Regions from separate parts of the Homo sapiens genome. Here region 1 is linked to region 2. Evidence: read pairs that join two places in POLR2A ChIA-PET (ENCODE). Cell type or tissue: PC-3. All regions are shown on one strand. Each heading gives the region's core, and the rest is flanking DNA. Links, peaks and the distances in the headings are about the cores only.

Region 1 (8,343 bases), core at 336-8,335, 100 kb before region 2:
GCAACTTTGTCAAAAAATAGTTCACTGTAGATGCATGGATTTGTTTCTGAGTTCTCTATTCTGTTCCATTCATCTATGTGTCTGTTTTTATGCTAGTGCCATGCTGTTTTGGTTACTGTAGCTCTTTAGTATAACTTGAAGTCAGGTAATGATTCCTCCAAAACAAAGACTCTTGTTCTTTTTGCTCATAACTTTGGCTATTCTGGGTCTTTCATTATTTCATATAAATTTTAGGATTTTTTTCTGTTTCTGTGAAGAATGTCATTGGTATTTTGATAGGGATTGCATTGAATTCATTGATTGCTTTGAGTAGAATAGACATTTTAACAATATTGATTTTTCCAATTCATGAACATGGAATATCTTTCAATTTTTTATGTCTTCTTCAATTTCTTTAACCAATATTTTAGTTTTCACTGTAAAGATCTTTCACTTCTTGGGTTAAGTTACTTCTTGGGTATTTAATTTTATTTGTAGCTATTTTAGAAGGGTTTACTTTCTTGATTTCTTTTTCAGATTGTTTGCTGTTGGCGTATAAAAATGCGACTGATTTTTGTATTTTAATTTTGTATCCTGCAACTTTACTGAATTTATCAGTTCTAATAGTTTTTTGGTGGAGTCTTTAGGTTTTTCCAAATATAAGATTATATTATCTGCAAACAAAGGAAATTTGACTTCTTTCTTTCCAATTTGGATGCCTTTTATTTCTTTCTCTTGTCCAATGGCTCTGGCTAGGACTTTCAGCACTGTATTGAATAACAGTGATGACAAGTAGGCATCCTTGTAGTGTTGCAGATCTTAGAGGAAAGGCTTTTAGTTTTTCCTCATTATGATACTAGCTGTGGATCTGTCATATATGGCTTTTATTATGTTGAGGTATGTTCCTTCTATCCCCAGTTTTTTGAGAGTTTTTATCATGAAGTGATGTTGAATGTTATCAAATGCTGTTTCAGCATCAGTTGAAATGATCATATTCTTTCTGCTTTTCATTCTGTTGTTATGATGTATCACATTGATTAACTAGCATACATTGAACCATCCACACATCTCTGGCATAAATCTCAGTTGGCCATGATGAATGATCTTTAGTGTGTTGTTGAATTTGGTTTGTTAGTATTTTGTTGAGGAATTTTGCATCAATGTTTACCAGAGATATTGGCCTGTAGTGTTCTTTGTTTCATGTATTTTTGTCTGGTTTTTGTATGCAGTTAATACTGGCCTCATAGGATGAGTTTGGAAGTATTCCCTCCACTTCTATTTTTCAGAGTAGTTTGAGTAGGATTGATATTACTTCTTACTTAAATGTTTGTTAATATTCAGCAGTGAAGCCATCAGGCCTGGACTTTTTCTTTGCTGGGAAACTTTATTATGGCTTTGATTTTGTTACTTGTTATTGGTTTGTTCAGGCTTTGGATTTCTTCATGGTTCAATCTTGGTAGGTTGTATGTGCCTAAGAGTTTATCCATTTCTTCTAGGTTTTCCAATTTATTGGTATATAGCTGCTCATAGTAGCCTCTAATGATCTTTCAAATTTCTGTGGTATCTAATGGTAATGTCTCCCTTTTTATGTCTGTTTTTTTATTTTTAATTTTGGTCTTCTCTACTTTTTTTTTAGTCTGGCTAGAGGTTTGTCAAATTTATTTACTTTTTCAAAAAACCATCTTTTCACTCCACTGATCTTTTGTATTGTTTTCTTTGTTTTAATTTCATGTTATTTTTGCTTTGACCTTTATTATTTCTTTTCCTCTACTAACTTTGGGTTTGGTTTACTCTTGCTTTTCTGTTTCTTTAAGAAGCATCATTAAGTTGTTTATTTGAAGTTTTTCTTTTTTTTTTTTTTTTTGATGTTGGTACTTATAGCTATACACTCGCCTCTTAGCATTGCTTTCACTATATCCTATCCAATAGGTTTTTGTACTTTGTGTTTCCATTATCATTTGTTTCAAGAAAATTTTCAATTTCCTTCTTAATCTCTTCAGTGACTCACTGGTCACTCAGGAGCATATTGTTTATTTTCCAAAATTCTTCTTACTAATTTCTACTTTTATTCCATTAGGATCAGAGAAAATATTTGATACTATTTCAATTTTTAAAGAATGTTTAAATACTTGTTTTCTGGCCTCCCATATGGTCTGTCCTTGAGAATGATCCATGTGTTGAGGAGAAGAATGTGTATTCTGCAGCTGTTGGATGAAATATTCTATAATATCTATTAGGTTCATTTGGTCTATAATGCAGATTAAACCTGATGTTTCTTTGTTCATTTTCTGTCTGAATGATTTGCTCAATGCTGAAAGTAGGGTGTTGAAGTCTTCAGTTATTAATTTATTGGGGTCTCTCTCTCTCTCTTTAGCTCTAATAACATTTGTTTTATATATCTGAGTGCTCCTGTGTTGGGTACATATATGTTTATAATTGTTATATCCTCTTGCTGAATTAATCCCTTTATCATTATGTAATGATCTTCTTTGTCTCTTTTTAGAGATTTTGTCTTAAACTCTATTTCTCTAATAGAAGTATAGCTATTCCTGCTCTTTTTTGGTTTCCTCTGGCATGGAACATCTTTTTCCATCCCTTTATTTTCAATTTCTGTGTGTCTTTACAGGTGACATGTGTTTGTTGCTGGTAACTGATCACTGGGTCTTGTTTTCTAAATTTGTTTAGCCACTCCATATCATTTGATTGGAGAGTTTAGTCCATTTACATTTAATGTTATTATTGATAAGTAAGGACTTACTCCTGGCCATTTTGTTATTTGTTTTCTGGTTGTCTTATGGTCTTCTCTTTCCTCTTTCCTTCCTTCTTGCCTTCCTTTTAGTGAAGGTGATTTTCTCTCGTGGTATGTTTTAATTTCTTGCTTTTTATTTTTCATGTATCTGTTGTATGTTTTTAGATTTGAGGTTACCATGAGACTTGGAAATAATATCTATAACTCATTATTTTAAACTGATGACAACTTCACACTGATTGCATAAACAAAGTAACAAATAAGCAAAAAGAAAACTAATACAATTCAACACTTTAATTTCACCTTTCTGCTTTTTATGTTTTTGTTGTTTCTATTTATATCTTATTCTATTTATATTTCTATTTCTTGAAGTTGTTGTAGTTATTATTTTAATGAGTTCATTTTTTTCACCTTTCTACTTAAGATATGAGTAGTATACATACCACAATTACAGTGTTATAATATTTTATGTTTTCCTGTATACTATTACTAGTGAGTTTTGCACCTTTAGATGATTTCTTGTTGCTTGTTAACATCTTTTTCATTCAAATTAAATAAATCTCTTCAGCATTTTTTATAGTACAGTTCTTGTGTTGATGAAATTCCTCAGCTTTTGTTTGTCCGGAGGTCTTTATGTCTCCTCATGTTTAAAGGCTACTTTCACTGGATATACTATTCTAGGATAAAAGTGTTTTTCCTTCAGCACTTTAAGTATGTCATGCCACTCTCTCCTGACCTGAAAGGTTTCCACTGAAAAGTCTGCTGCCAGGTGTTTTGGAGCTCCATTGTATGTTATTTGTTTCTTTTCTCTTCCTGCTTTTAGGATCTTTTCTTTATCCTTGATCTTTGGGAGTTTGATTATTAAATGCCTTGAGATAGTCTTCTTGAGGTTAAATCTGCTTGGCATTCTATAACCTTCTCATATTTGGATATTGATATCTTTCTCTAGTTTGGGGAAGTTCTCTGTTATTTGAATAAACTTTCTACCTCTATCTCTCTCTTTATTTTCTATTTAAGGCCAATAACTCTTAGATTTCCACTTTTGAGGCTACTTTCCAGATCTTGTAGTTGTGCTGCATTCTTTATTCTTTTTTATTTTGTTTCCTCTGTGTATTTTTGAATAGCCTATCTTCAAGCTCACTAACTCTTTCTTCTGCCTGATCAATTCTTCTAGAGACTCTGATGCATTCTTCAGTATGTCAATTGCATTTTTAACTCCAGAATTCCTGCTTGATTATTTTAAATAATTTAATATCTTTATTGAATTTATCTTACAGGATTCTGAATTCCTTCTCCATGTTATCTTGAATTTCTTTGAGTTTCCTCAAAACAGATATTTTAAATTCTATCTAAAAGGTCACATATCTGTTTCTTCAGGACTGGCCCCTGGTGGCTTATTTAATTCATTTGGTGAGGTCATGTTTTCCTGTATGTTCTTGATGCTTTTGAACGTTCGTCAGTGTCTGGGCATTAAAGAGTTAGGTATTTATTGCAGTCTTCTCAGTCTGGGCTTGTTTGTACTTGTACCTCTTGGGAAAGCTTTTCAGGTATTCGAAGGGATTTGGGTGTTGTGATCTAAGCTATTGGCTACTGCAGCCTTATCTGCTTTAGGGGTCACCCCAAGCCCAGTAATGCTGTGGTTCTTGCAGACTCATAGAGGTACCAGCTTTGTGGTCTTGGGTAAGATCTAGAAGAATTCTCTAAATTATAAGGCAGAGACTCTTGTTCTCTTTCCTTACCTCTCTCACACAAATAAAGTCTTTCTGTGCTGGGCTGCATGGAGCTGGGGGATGTGTGACACAAGCACCGCTGTAGCCACTACCAGTGGGACTGTGCTGAGTCAGACCCGAAGCCAATACAGCACTGGGTCTCACCCAAGGCACTGTGAAACCACTACTTTGCTACCACCTATGTTCATTTAAGGCTCTAGTGTGCTACACTCAGCAGGTGGTGGAGCAGCCAGAATTGTGTTCTTCTCTTTGGGGTGACAGTAAGTTCCCTCGAGTCTTGGGTGGATTCAGAGATGCCATCTTGGAGCCAGCCTGGAGCTGGAAACTTTAGAAATCTACCTGGTGCTCTATTATTACTGCAGTTAAACTGGCACTGAAACTACAAGACAAAGTCCTTTCCACTCTGCCCTACCCTTACCCCAGGCAGAGGAATGTTTCCCTGTGTGCACCACCACCTCAGGCCCACAGGGAGTACTTCCAGGGTACTGCCAATGTTCACTTAAGGCCCAAGGGCTATTCTGTCATATTGTGGTGAATGCTGCCAGGCCTGTGACTCATCCTTCAGGGAAGTGGGCCCTCCTCTGGTGCAGGGTATGTCCAGAAATGCCATAAAAGAGCCAAGGCCTGGAATTGGGGATCCCAAGAGCCCACTTGGTACTTTTCCCCACTGTGGCTGAGTTCATACTTTTCTCAAGCAGAAGGAGTCTCTCCCTGTAGTCACTAGAGCTGTGAATATGCTAGGTCACACCTGAAACCAGCATGTCTCAGAGTCTCACCCAAGGTCCACAGCATGTACTACCTGGTTATCACCACTGATTATTCAGAGCTGAAGGGCTGTTTAGTCAGCAGGTAATGAATACTGCCAGGACTGGTTTCTTCTTTTCAAGATAGTGGGTTCCCTCCCAGCCCAGGATATGCCGAGAAATGTCATCTGGGAGCTTGGTCCTCTAGTGGGGCTCTCACGACTCTGACTGGTGTCTTTTCCTGCCTTGACTGAGCTGGTATCAAAGTTGCAAAACAAAGTCCTCTTTTCTTTTCCTTCTCTTCTCCTCAAGCAGAAAGAAGGGGTTTCTTTAAGAGCTGCAAGTTGTGCTGCCTGGGGTTGGGGGAGCAATGATGCAGGTGCTCCCTTAGCCACCCTGGCTTGTGTCTCACTAGGTTGAGTGCCCTCCAACTCCACTGGCTCTGAACCTAGCACAGCACTAGGACTGGTGGCCTAGACAGCCTTTCAACTTTATTTAGAACTTTATTTAGAACCCCAGAGCGCTGTAGCCCATGGTGGGGAGGCCTGTCAAAACTCAAGTTCGAACCCCTGGGATGGATGATTCCCCTCTGGTTATGGCTGGTCTAAATGCTCCCTCCGTGGGCATTGGCTGAGTCCTGCCTGGTGTTGGCATCACTGATTTCCAATGCAAAGTCCCACAGTCACTGCACTCTCCCTTCCCCAAGTGCACAGATTCTCTCTCTGTGCTGTAAGACTGCTGCAGGGGGAGAGGGGAGGGGTAATTTAGGCAATTTAAGACTGTCTTTCCTACCCTATTTAGTGCCTCTTTCAGTGATAGGAAGTTTAAAACCAGGTACTGTGATTGCTCACTTGATTTTTTCTTCTTATGAAGGTGCTTTTTTTGTGTGTAGATAGTTGTCAAAGGTGGTGTTTCTGCTGCGAGGATGATCTGTGGAGACTTCTACTGGCCATCCTGCTGTGCCCTCAGTCTAACTTTTGAAAGAGCTAAGGTTCTCAATTTTGTTACCATCCATGTTTATTTTTTATATACATCTTATTGTTGCTGTGATCAAATAGACAACCAAGTATTGTTTCTAAGACACCTATGATTCTATCTTAACCAACTGTCCAAATTTCCTCTGGCATTAAAAAAATTTTTAACTTTCTAAAAAAGGGGTCCTAAATATAGAAAAAAAAAAGCCCACAAAACGTTCAGGCCATCTTTTATACCTAAAACTATCTTTGAGATTTCCCAGATAGCCCCTGGAAAATTACAGATATTGTTTCTTTTAGTTTATAAAAAGAGAGATGCTGGAAATTAACTAGATTTGTTTGATGAGTTGCATGGGAAGATTTGTCAAATCAAGAGAGACATTTAGCCATCCCTGTGCTAACATTGTATAGGTAAAATTTTATTAATATTAATTTATCAGAAATTGTATGTTTTATGGTGAAGCCCTGGTATTTGTCAATATTTTCACTGTCCACAATATATTTTAACCCTAAGGAATAACACTGATAAAAACTCTAAGAAATAATTGTGTCAGGTTTTCCTATACTTACGAATCCTGGTAGTGCTTTACCTGTCTAATGAGCTGATGATTTCAGGCAACCACTGCATAATCAGTAATAATATTAGTAATTATTTAAAATTGTACTTGGATGAAACCTTATTCTTTTAATTTTAATGTAGTATTTCTAGTCTAGTAGCTCTCAATTGGGGATGCACATAAGACTTACTTATAAAGTGTTATAGCAGTACAGCTCTCTACACCCTACTCCAGACTTACTGAATCTTTTCACTTGTTATTCTTGGTATATTAGAAGTCAGGATAATTGTATACTATATCTCAAGATTTTTTCTCTATAAAAATTGTTTACCCATTTGTATAAATCAGATGTAACATTCATTGACAATAGACTTAATTGTTGTCAGGCACAGAAAGACAAATATTGCATGTTCTCACTCATACATGGTAGCTAAAATGGTTGATCTCATGGATGCAGAGAGAAGAATGATGGTTACCAGAGACTGGGAAAAGTAGTTGCGTATAGGAGGGGAGGGGTTGGTTAGTGGGTACAAAAATACAGACAGAAGGAATAAGATCTTGTATTTGGTAGCAGAATAGGGCAATGCAGTTCAAAATAATTTATTGGATATTTCAAAATAACAAGAAGCATGGAATTAGAATGTTTCTAACACTAAGAAATGAAGTGTTTAAACTGATAGATATCCCAATTACCCCTATTTGACCCCTACACATTTTATACTTGTATCAAAATATTACATGTATCCCATAAATACTACAACTATTTATTGTGTATCCATAAAAATTAAAAAATAGACAACTATTATCCCCAAAAATATTTTATCAAAAGCAATTTAATGGCAATGTGGAAGTAAGACCCATCTTCTTCATATGTCCCACCACACTCAAGGGGAGGTGATTATAAAGGGTAAGTGCACCACTGAGCAGGAATCTTGGCAGCCATCTTACTTCCCAATCCATCCCCATCAATACTTAAATCAGTGGAAATGGTTTTTTTAATCTTTAATTTATAGTTCAGTTGCCACTTTCAATTTTTTTAGGATTTATTTCTTTTTATAACTTCTCATAATTCAGGGTTGGAAGAGACATAAAAGTGATGTCAGGCTTGTCCGCTTTGTGACCCACACTCTGCTAGTTGTCCTCTCTGCTTCTTCCTGCCTCTGCTACTCCATCTCAGCCTCATTCACTAGTTCTTTGAAAATCCCTTAATATTAATATTCTCTGGGGTTCCATCCTCATCTCTCTGTTGGGAAAAGCTGAGTGTTGGGAGAAGCTGAGGCAGGGCTTGCATGTCTGACATAATGTAAAAGAGTCTTGGAACATGTCTGGGGTACAGAGCCTAAAACCCCTTGTGGCCTTTGGAACACCAAGCTCTGTGCTAAAGTGTGGAAGGCTACCCTGACACACCATAATCTAAGCCCAGGGCATAAAACCCCTCATGGCTTGAATAGAATCCAGGGCTCATGGCTCTGGAATGTGTCTAGACTTGCTGGCTCCTTGCTCCTTGCTCTCCCAGGATCGACTGTATCTTGAGTTAAAAGAACCTGCTTTCCATTATCTCAAGCAGAAGAACATGTTCCATGTGCCGCAAAGGAAATGCTAAACCGTCAC
Region 2 (8,343 bases), core at 67-8,066:
TTCTAGTGAACATGCATTTCTTATTTCTAACATTCTGGATAGGATAGTAAAAAGGCCAGCCTGAACATATCTTTAGTTAGTAGGGATCCTGATTCTTTGAAGCATATGTTAGCATTATCACCATTTAGGAGGGCCCCCTTGCTTTTAAAGTCTATCCACACAGCATATTGGGTCACAGCTTAAACTACCGAAAGTCCAAATTTAAGCAAGATGATAACAGGTTTACAAAGTCCAATCACTAATGAAATTACAAAATCAAAATGCATCAAAATTGTTCTGGTAGGGACAGGCAGGAGTATGAAAGAGAGTCATGGAAATTAATATGCTGTGATCTAAGAAGAATGTAATTTTTTAAACTATCAATTGCTATGAACTAGAGAGTCAACCCAGCCCAGCACTGCCATAATATGTATTCTGTATGAAGAACTTACGTTAACAAGGTGAGTCAGTTTTCAGGAAGTATTGTTATACTTATTATAATTATACATCTCTTAGCAGTGCTGTTTTCTGAAGCAGGCATTTTAAAGGCTAGAAATTATTCTTTAAAGCAAGCTTCTAAAAGTTCTAATTTAACATTTAGAATTTCAGTACATTATTTAAGTTGTAATCACCCATAAGTCCTATAGACCTTGTTACATTACATTTCTGCTTAGGTGGAAGCCTGAAATGAACTTGTGATACTTTTCATTGCATCATTTCAGTGTGGGATCAATAAATGAAGTGGACCAGAAGGATCTTTTTCAAAGGTGAAAGGCAGAGGCAAAATATAGACATCATGGGCTGTTGTCTAACCAGATTTTTTTTTTAATTTAATTTTCTTGTTTTGTCAGCTGAGGCTAAAAGCAATTTTCTATTTAGGTCTGTGGCAAAGTCAATAAATTTGTCAACCTGAACCAAACTTGTTTGCTAATTTTGCAACATAGTAGTTGACTATTCAAACATTTCCAGAATGCTCCATTATATAACTGAAAAGGTGGTTTAGGTTGGGTTGAAGAGAGGGGCGTGCGATCAGCTAAGCAATTTCCTCAAAACTTGTGGGTCATTGCATTTCACTTGGTGGGGTTTCTTAGAATGGAAAATCAGAGCCTCTCCCAGGGGCCTGGGCTGAAAGCTCTTTGGGGCTTCATATTTGGGAGGGTCTCAAATTTAGATTTTTTGAAGGTATCATCAAATGATCCTAATCATGTAGTCATTTGTATTGTATGTGTGTTAAGATGTTGTTTTGTTAAATAGAAATGTTTAAAATGCACTACATTTTAGTAATCCCATTTTGGATTAAAACAATGCAAAGATATATATGTATATTTGGTGTCTTAAAAAAATAGAAGTGGCTCAAGCTTCCACGGAAATCTGAGAGGCTTTGCCAAAGCAAATTAGAAAATTATTGATCTTTACTTCTTTGTTTGCAATTAATTTTATATGTGGCTTTGGGGGGGGGGGTAACATTTAATTATCTCTTCTTTTCTTTCCAATTTTTTATTTTGTAAGTTGAGGTTAATAATTACAGAACCATGTAAAGAGATGCCTATAGTGTACCTAAGTTTTCATTACTTTACAAGTGATACAAATAATATGACAGCTCAGGTATAGAAGTGCTTGACTCCCCTTTATCATGGCAGAGAATTCTGCTATTTGAATAATTTAGGAAGATTTCTGTAACATTTTTCTATGGATTTTCTCTATTTTTCTTTTTTTGCAAGTATCTATATTAAAAGAGAAATAAAATGAAGAATTTGAAGTGCCAAAACAATGACATCAAAAAAGATCACAAATTCTCTTTAACACTGTAAGTCTGAAAACGAAAAGGCAGACAGCAAATCCATATTAAAGAGAAGTAATCAAAATATTGTTTCTTTCTGCAGTCCTGCTAGTATTTTCCACTTTTTAGGAAAGACCTGGGAGGTCAGATAGACATTTACCTATGATGTGATTAAAAAAATCAATTAGATCTTGAGTTTATGAATCTACGGTAAAAGGTAACTTCTTGGAGAATAAGGCATCATAAATACAATGTTGTATAGAAAAGTTAAAAAGAAATGGAAGCAAGAAAAAAGGGAGATGACCTAAAGGGAAATTGAAGTGAGAGCAAAGAAAAGCAATGACTACAGAAACAAAGGCATTACAAAAGTATTAAAAAATACATAATTTGTTTCTTAGTCATTACTGTTTCTAAATGTCTTCTTCCAATTTGGCTACAACCAAATTTTATTTTCAAATATTATTTCGTCCTATGACTAAAATTAGAAATTTAGGTATAGTCATGACGAGAACAACAGTTTATCTCTCCCACTGTCGTTGCAAAATACCATGATGGTCTAAGATTTTTTTTTTTAATTGTTGACTAATTTTAACTTGATCCCGCTGGAACTTTCTCTTTAAGGTCATTGTTGGAGGTAGAAATTTTAAACCATATAATCAATGATTTTAAATATGTATAAGAAAATTTCTTACTCAATGTACAGGTATAATCTGAATCACTGTATTTTGAGCCAACATTCTTGTATTTTCAATAGATAACATTACATTGGGATGTACATTCTAAGACCTTCTCTACACTATTTGAAGGTGATAGTCATAGATTGATGAAACGGGTGTTGAAATGGATGAATTATCACCATACGTTCTCTTTCTCTATGTAAGGAAAATGAAGATTTTATTGCTAGTTCTTGTTTTTCATAAAATGATCACTTAAAATTCATAGCATTGTGAGCTAGTGAAAGTGATAAAAAGAAATAGGAATACAAGAGAAAGAGTCAAATTACCATTGGTTCCAATTTAAATTTTGTCCATCTACCTTTCCTTCTGCCATTATTCTCAGATAGGCAAACATCACCAAACCCAAACTATCAGTCAACCTTCCTACTGGCCTCCTTGTACCCACCTCCACCTCCACCACCACCTCCACACCATCATCTCTCCTACATTTTTACTATGCTGATTTTCTTACTTTCTTCAGAAGTTTTCAAAAGATCTTCATCACTAAAAATCTGAGTTCCCTAGACTTAACACCTTTTGCAGTCTGTACTATTCCATTCTGTTCTCCTATTCTGCTCCAGAAGGTCTCTACTGGAGCCAGAATGATTCTCACTGTTGCCAGAATATACTTCTGGCATTTTAATTTTTAGCTTTTAATTTTAATCCAACATGCTAATTTACTGTAACTATTTAGTATACTTGAAGATCAGAATTACAAGGGTATTTTTCATCTAGGATGTCTTTCCTTTTCCTCTCCACCTACTAGAATCTCACATGGACTTTTAATAGCCGGCTCAAGGTCTGTGGGCTCTCTGAAATCTTGAATGTCCTCAGTCCCTAGGGACTCCTTATTTCCTGGAGTCCTGGAGCATGCTGTGCAGTTCTGCTGACACTAAGTAGGTTCTAGTCTGGGAAGCCAAGTCTCCCTTTATGTGGATGTATCTTACCCCCAGCCCCTACCCCTATAGACACACAGACCAAATCTCATATATCTATTCATGGTGGCACATATTTTAATTTCTTATGTGAAGGTCAAGTTAAAGTGTTTGTCATCTCATTCCCAGACTTGCTTCATTATTCACTACTTACGTATTTTTCATTTTATTCATTTTTAAGGTCTGCCCATATTCTGATGATTAGCTCTTTCTACTATGGTACATGAAACAAGCATGAGCCTAACTGAATGTTGCATGTGCCATGCATTAAAATTCAAAACAGCACAAGTCTATTAGCAAATGCGCATGAGATTACATTGTGGTATGATTTTAATAAATATTCAGAACATTAAATTATAATTATAATGATTAAGTCTGTGTTTTGCTTATGAAAGAAAAGTTATCGTGAGTTTTGTTGAGAGCAGACCATATATTTCTTCACTAATTTTGGCCACATCTGAAAATGTCAAATGATCTAGGGAAAAAAATAGTCAAATGATGAACCAGATACTTAATTGTTTTAATTTATTAACTTTTGCCAAATTAGTTTTCATGTGTATATATCTGATTTTTAAGTCAGTGTTAGAAAAGTTTTGTAATAAGAATTTTGCTATGTAGAGTAGGTTTAAAAGAAACATGATTAAACTCTTCAATAGAAGTCTCTTGTGTGTGCTTTTAATTTTTATCCAATGCTAATTTACTATAATTATTTACTATACTTGAAGATCAGAATTACAACAAAGCCAAAGCTTACAATTTTAGGAAGAGTAAAACTTTAACGATCTATACATTTATCTCCACCCGATTTTAAATGATATTATAATTTAATATCAAATTAACATATTGGAGTGCATTCATTCTTGTTTGATTGACCCACTATTAAATGAAATTTTACAAGAATAGATTTGATTTTCTAACAATTATTGCAATTTTTGCATGGTTAATCTTTTATTTATCTGGTAACTTTGCAAACAGAAAGAAATCTTAAATTGGAAACATCACTATTAAATGATGGAAATAGAAATTTTAAAAGGAATTTTTTTGAGATTTCCCTACCGTTAAAATTAGTACATTTGTTATTATCATTGTTCCCCTAGACCACAATACTTCTCGTCTGATAAAAGACAAAACTATGGGGTAACTCTAAAAAATAGACAATGAGCTAAGAGACAAGTAAAAGTAAGTTTGCAATACTATACAGTTAATAGACCAAACGGGCACATTTGGAAAGGAAAAAAAATTGTTAACTACACATTTTGTTTAATGTTTAATGTCTTGCATCGACTTAAGAATATCTTACTCGAGGAGCAATGTTTAGTTTTCTTTTATAGAAATAGGAATTGACACATCTGTTGTAATCTAGCATTGCTTCTGATTGGTTATTAGATTGTTCATTCATGTCATAAATACTTAAAAGGCAAAGAACCCTCAATTCTTGATTCGTTTGTGATTTGTTTTTCTTTCCTCACTTTCAGAATAGTTTCTAGTTGATACATTTTAATAGCAGAATAAATAAATGATTTGCCAACATATAAAATATGGCAGAGTTAAAAACCCTACCTCTGACATGTTGAGAGCCAAGTAGATTTTTTTTTTAATGCAGAAAATACCTACTTAAAAATTCTTTTAAAATGCCAAACAGCCTTTTGCCTACTCAGCACACTGCCGTTGGTGTAGGAGTGGTGGCTGATATTGGCCTGTGATTTCCAACTTCATGGCATCTTGAGTAACTGTACCGTTTGGAAGTATTTGTCATTCTGTAAAATTTTCTCTGAAAAGATCAACAACTTAAAAGAAAATAACTCTTTCACTATGTAATCAATATTTTCTGGAGATTTCGATTATGTTTCATTAAACAATCTGACCTCATAACTATTGTTACTGTATTGTTTTGCTTTGACTTCAATTCATAAGTCTTTTGAAAACGGAATATTTCTGGATTCATCAGTCAACCAACCTAGTAAAATCTTAATAGAGAATGACACCAACCAAGCTAAAACTTTCAGTGATTATTTTATTGTATGAAAGCCAAAATTCTAAAAGCAAATAGAAATTGGTGTAACTGATGTTTAATCCAAATGTACAACAGTAAACTGACTTAGCTTCTCTTTTTTTTTTTTTCAAGAGCTGACGCAAGTTGGACAGAAGGAGGTGTTGGGGTGAGGTGGTGGTGTTGATTGGCTTGTCTCGTTCACTCCCACTGGTCTTTAAATCAATGTCTAGATCTCTAAAGTTTCATATAAATCAAAGCTGTTACACGGGTCTGCCATTCCAAACAAGTCAGGAAAGCCTGCACAGGACTGGATAAATAATTAAGGTACAGCTGTTTTTACATGAATATTTGCAGTGTTAAAATAATGCTTACTTTCTTATTTTTATTGTGTTGTTTGTTTATTAATTAAAAATTAAAATGTTTGAAAATACTACTTGGATAACTTTTTTTCCTCATTTTAGAAATGATCAATTCAGTATAATGTCAAACATTGAAATTATTTACCCAGGTCCTGATTGCAGTTTTCTTTTACAGATAATTTTAGGTTTAACATAAAATTAGGACAGTGAATAATAAGAAAGGGAAACATTGCAAATACAGCCGGTAAAATGTGTTTAGTTATTTATATCTCCAGGTTGATCATGGACTATAATGAAGAATTGACATAATCTGTCTTAGGAAAAAATATGAAAGTTCAGAAATACATTCTCAATATTACACTATTAAAGATTTTTGTTTATCTTGAAAACAAATAAAACCCCACAAAATTTTTGACTAATCAAAGAAGGAACATCACTTCAGTGCAGCAGATGTGAATGGCTAAGAGTTTGGGCTGTACCATTATCAAATGAAAAAGAAAAAATGTTGTGTCTTACCTTTTCTTCTTAATTTGACCATTTTAGTTAAGGAGTATTTTTAGAACAAAGTTACTAAAAGAAACTAGGGAATTGAATGGAATATAAGCATAGCTTTAGATTTTGAAGGAGTAGAGTCAATTATCTAAAAGTAGAGGTGTTCTCCTCAAATTTATTAATCAGACAGAGGAGAATTCCCAGTGGATTTAAGTATCCCTGTACTTTGAGTATCTTACAGAGCATATGTGGATGGTTTTAGTTAAATGCCCAGGGTATAGTAAAACTAAGAGTGTTTTGTAACTCAGTGGAAGAATATTTGAATTGATGATATATATCACATTCATGAACACTGGGCTAAAAAGTTTTAGTTTTGACAAAGTAAAGAAATTTGGGTGTGTTTTTAATAAAAGATTGCCATTTAGTTTATAGTTCAAGATCCTCCAGTTTCGATTTATATTTAGATAGCATTCTGGGATTTTCTTGAAAGTATTTACATTTGTACTCCTAAGAAGTATATAAGCAACATTTAAGATCTGAAAAATGTAGCTTTAATGACTCAACTTTTGAGTTTTCTTTAAACATGTTATACAGTGTGCTTTAAGGTTATTGAAGCTGTTTTTTAGTTATGTGAGTTAGTTTAAAGAAAGTGAAAATAATTATTCTAAGAAGAAGAAAAAAGTACCTCTGGGAATGGTCCAGTATCTATTATAATGAATGGAACTTACTGCATCCAGAACTCATGACAGATTAAGTATCATGCATTAAAATGTGGAGCAGAAAGAGTTCACTATGTTAATATCATGTATGCTACATATCCCTGTGCATTCTGGAAACTACTCTTTGGGAAAATATGAACTAAAATTTATGTGGCAATTTATGTTTAAGATGACTATGTTTTCTTCTAAGAGCAGAGCTAGAAAGTCTGTAAACAAAATCGCATATTCAAATCTTATGACCAGTCCTTTATACCTCATCAAATGGCTGCTTTAATTCTTATATTAGCAAGCATGTAATCTTTTCAGAAATGGGAAAAGACCTTAGTATTTGGTTATTTATCTTAACTTTTCTAGTTCTTCCTAGATATTATCTGTAAGCTATATCTGAGTAGAGGAAAAAAGGAAATGCCAAAATATTAGCACTAGCAATAGGAAATAGTCAAGTACAGTTCTGCTGTTATTGTTGGTTTCTTCTTTAAGAGCTACCTCAGACTGAATACTTTTATGGAAGCTAATTTCTGTGAGAACTCATGCTATAGACCAACAAGCGCTCTCACTGACAAAATATGACAAGAATGGCATTGTTGGGGAAATTAAGATAATTTAATATAAAGGTAATATTAGACTGATTGTAGTGTAAAAGCTACATTCATTTATCTATGGTACAGGGTGGATGTAGATTTAAATAAGTTCCTTGGATACAAGATGATTTGGCTTTTAGAAGTTGCATGACCCTTGCTCAACCAAAGGGTAAATGATAGGTGAGGCTTTCTGCTACCTAAACCTAAATTTCAAAGTGAATTTGTCAATACTGGGTAGGCATGAAAGATGAGACAGATAGCAATGCTGGGAAATCTGCTCTGGCTATATTAGCTCCCTTTTTCACTTTCACTTATCAGGTAAAATAAATGTTTACAGTAACTAGGGAAGGTCAGAACTTTTGCTTCTCGACTCAAGGACTGTTTTGCTTTCCAGACTTGATGTCTTTCTTTAAAGTTGAACCATACAGGTAAAATTTAAGAAATTTACTGTTTTGACACCCTTACACCCTGAACTTCTTAGGTACCCATCCAAAGAACAAGACATTACAATGTTTAATAATTAGAATTTGGATATAAAGAATTAGCTACTCAGAACACTTAGATACCTTTTAATTAATATGATAGAAATGAAATTATTCTAATATAATAATATTCTAAATACTTGGTTTCAAGTTTTGACTTTGTATTTTCATGAAGAGTCAATTGAATTAACAACGCAGTTGAGCACTGCTGTGCTAGAAAATCCAGTCTGTTTCTGCGAGACCTCTTTGTATTAGAGAGAAACTTAACTTTAATGAGGAGAAAGGCTAGACTATAGAAAATTCTGTT

What was found. ChIA-PET counts read pairs that join two places held together with the same protein. Peaks named below come from ENCODE experiments on the same cell type or tissue, not always from the same donor. Only the 100,000 strongest peaks of a DNase experiment are listed, where the experiment ranks them.
Region 1: POLR2A ChIA-PET joins it to region 2 with 18 read pairs; 2 of 35 experiments call an interaction of 5 or more read pairs at or near these places.

Annotation. Positions count from the first base shown.
Region 1 is chr12:46,905,358-46,913,700 of GRCh38, reverse strand. No RefSeq gene overlaps it. Among named protein-coding and RNA genes, the nearest start is that of SLC38A4, 84 kb to the right of the region's middle. In PC-3, for the core only: no CTCF peak of the experiment used is centred there; DNase peaks (open chromatin) are centred at 4,970 and 5,280; H3K27ac peaks cover 1,215 bases.
Region 2 is chr12:46,800,987-46,809,329 of GRCh38, reverse strand. SLC38A4 (solute carrier family 38 member 4) reads left to right here. Exons shown (of 17, transcript NM_018018.5): 2 at 5,536-5,727. Among named protein-coding and RNA genes, the nearest start is that of SLC38A4, 21 kb to the left of the region's middle. In PC-3, for the core only: no CTCF peak of the experiment used is centred there; no DNase peak of the experiment used is centred there.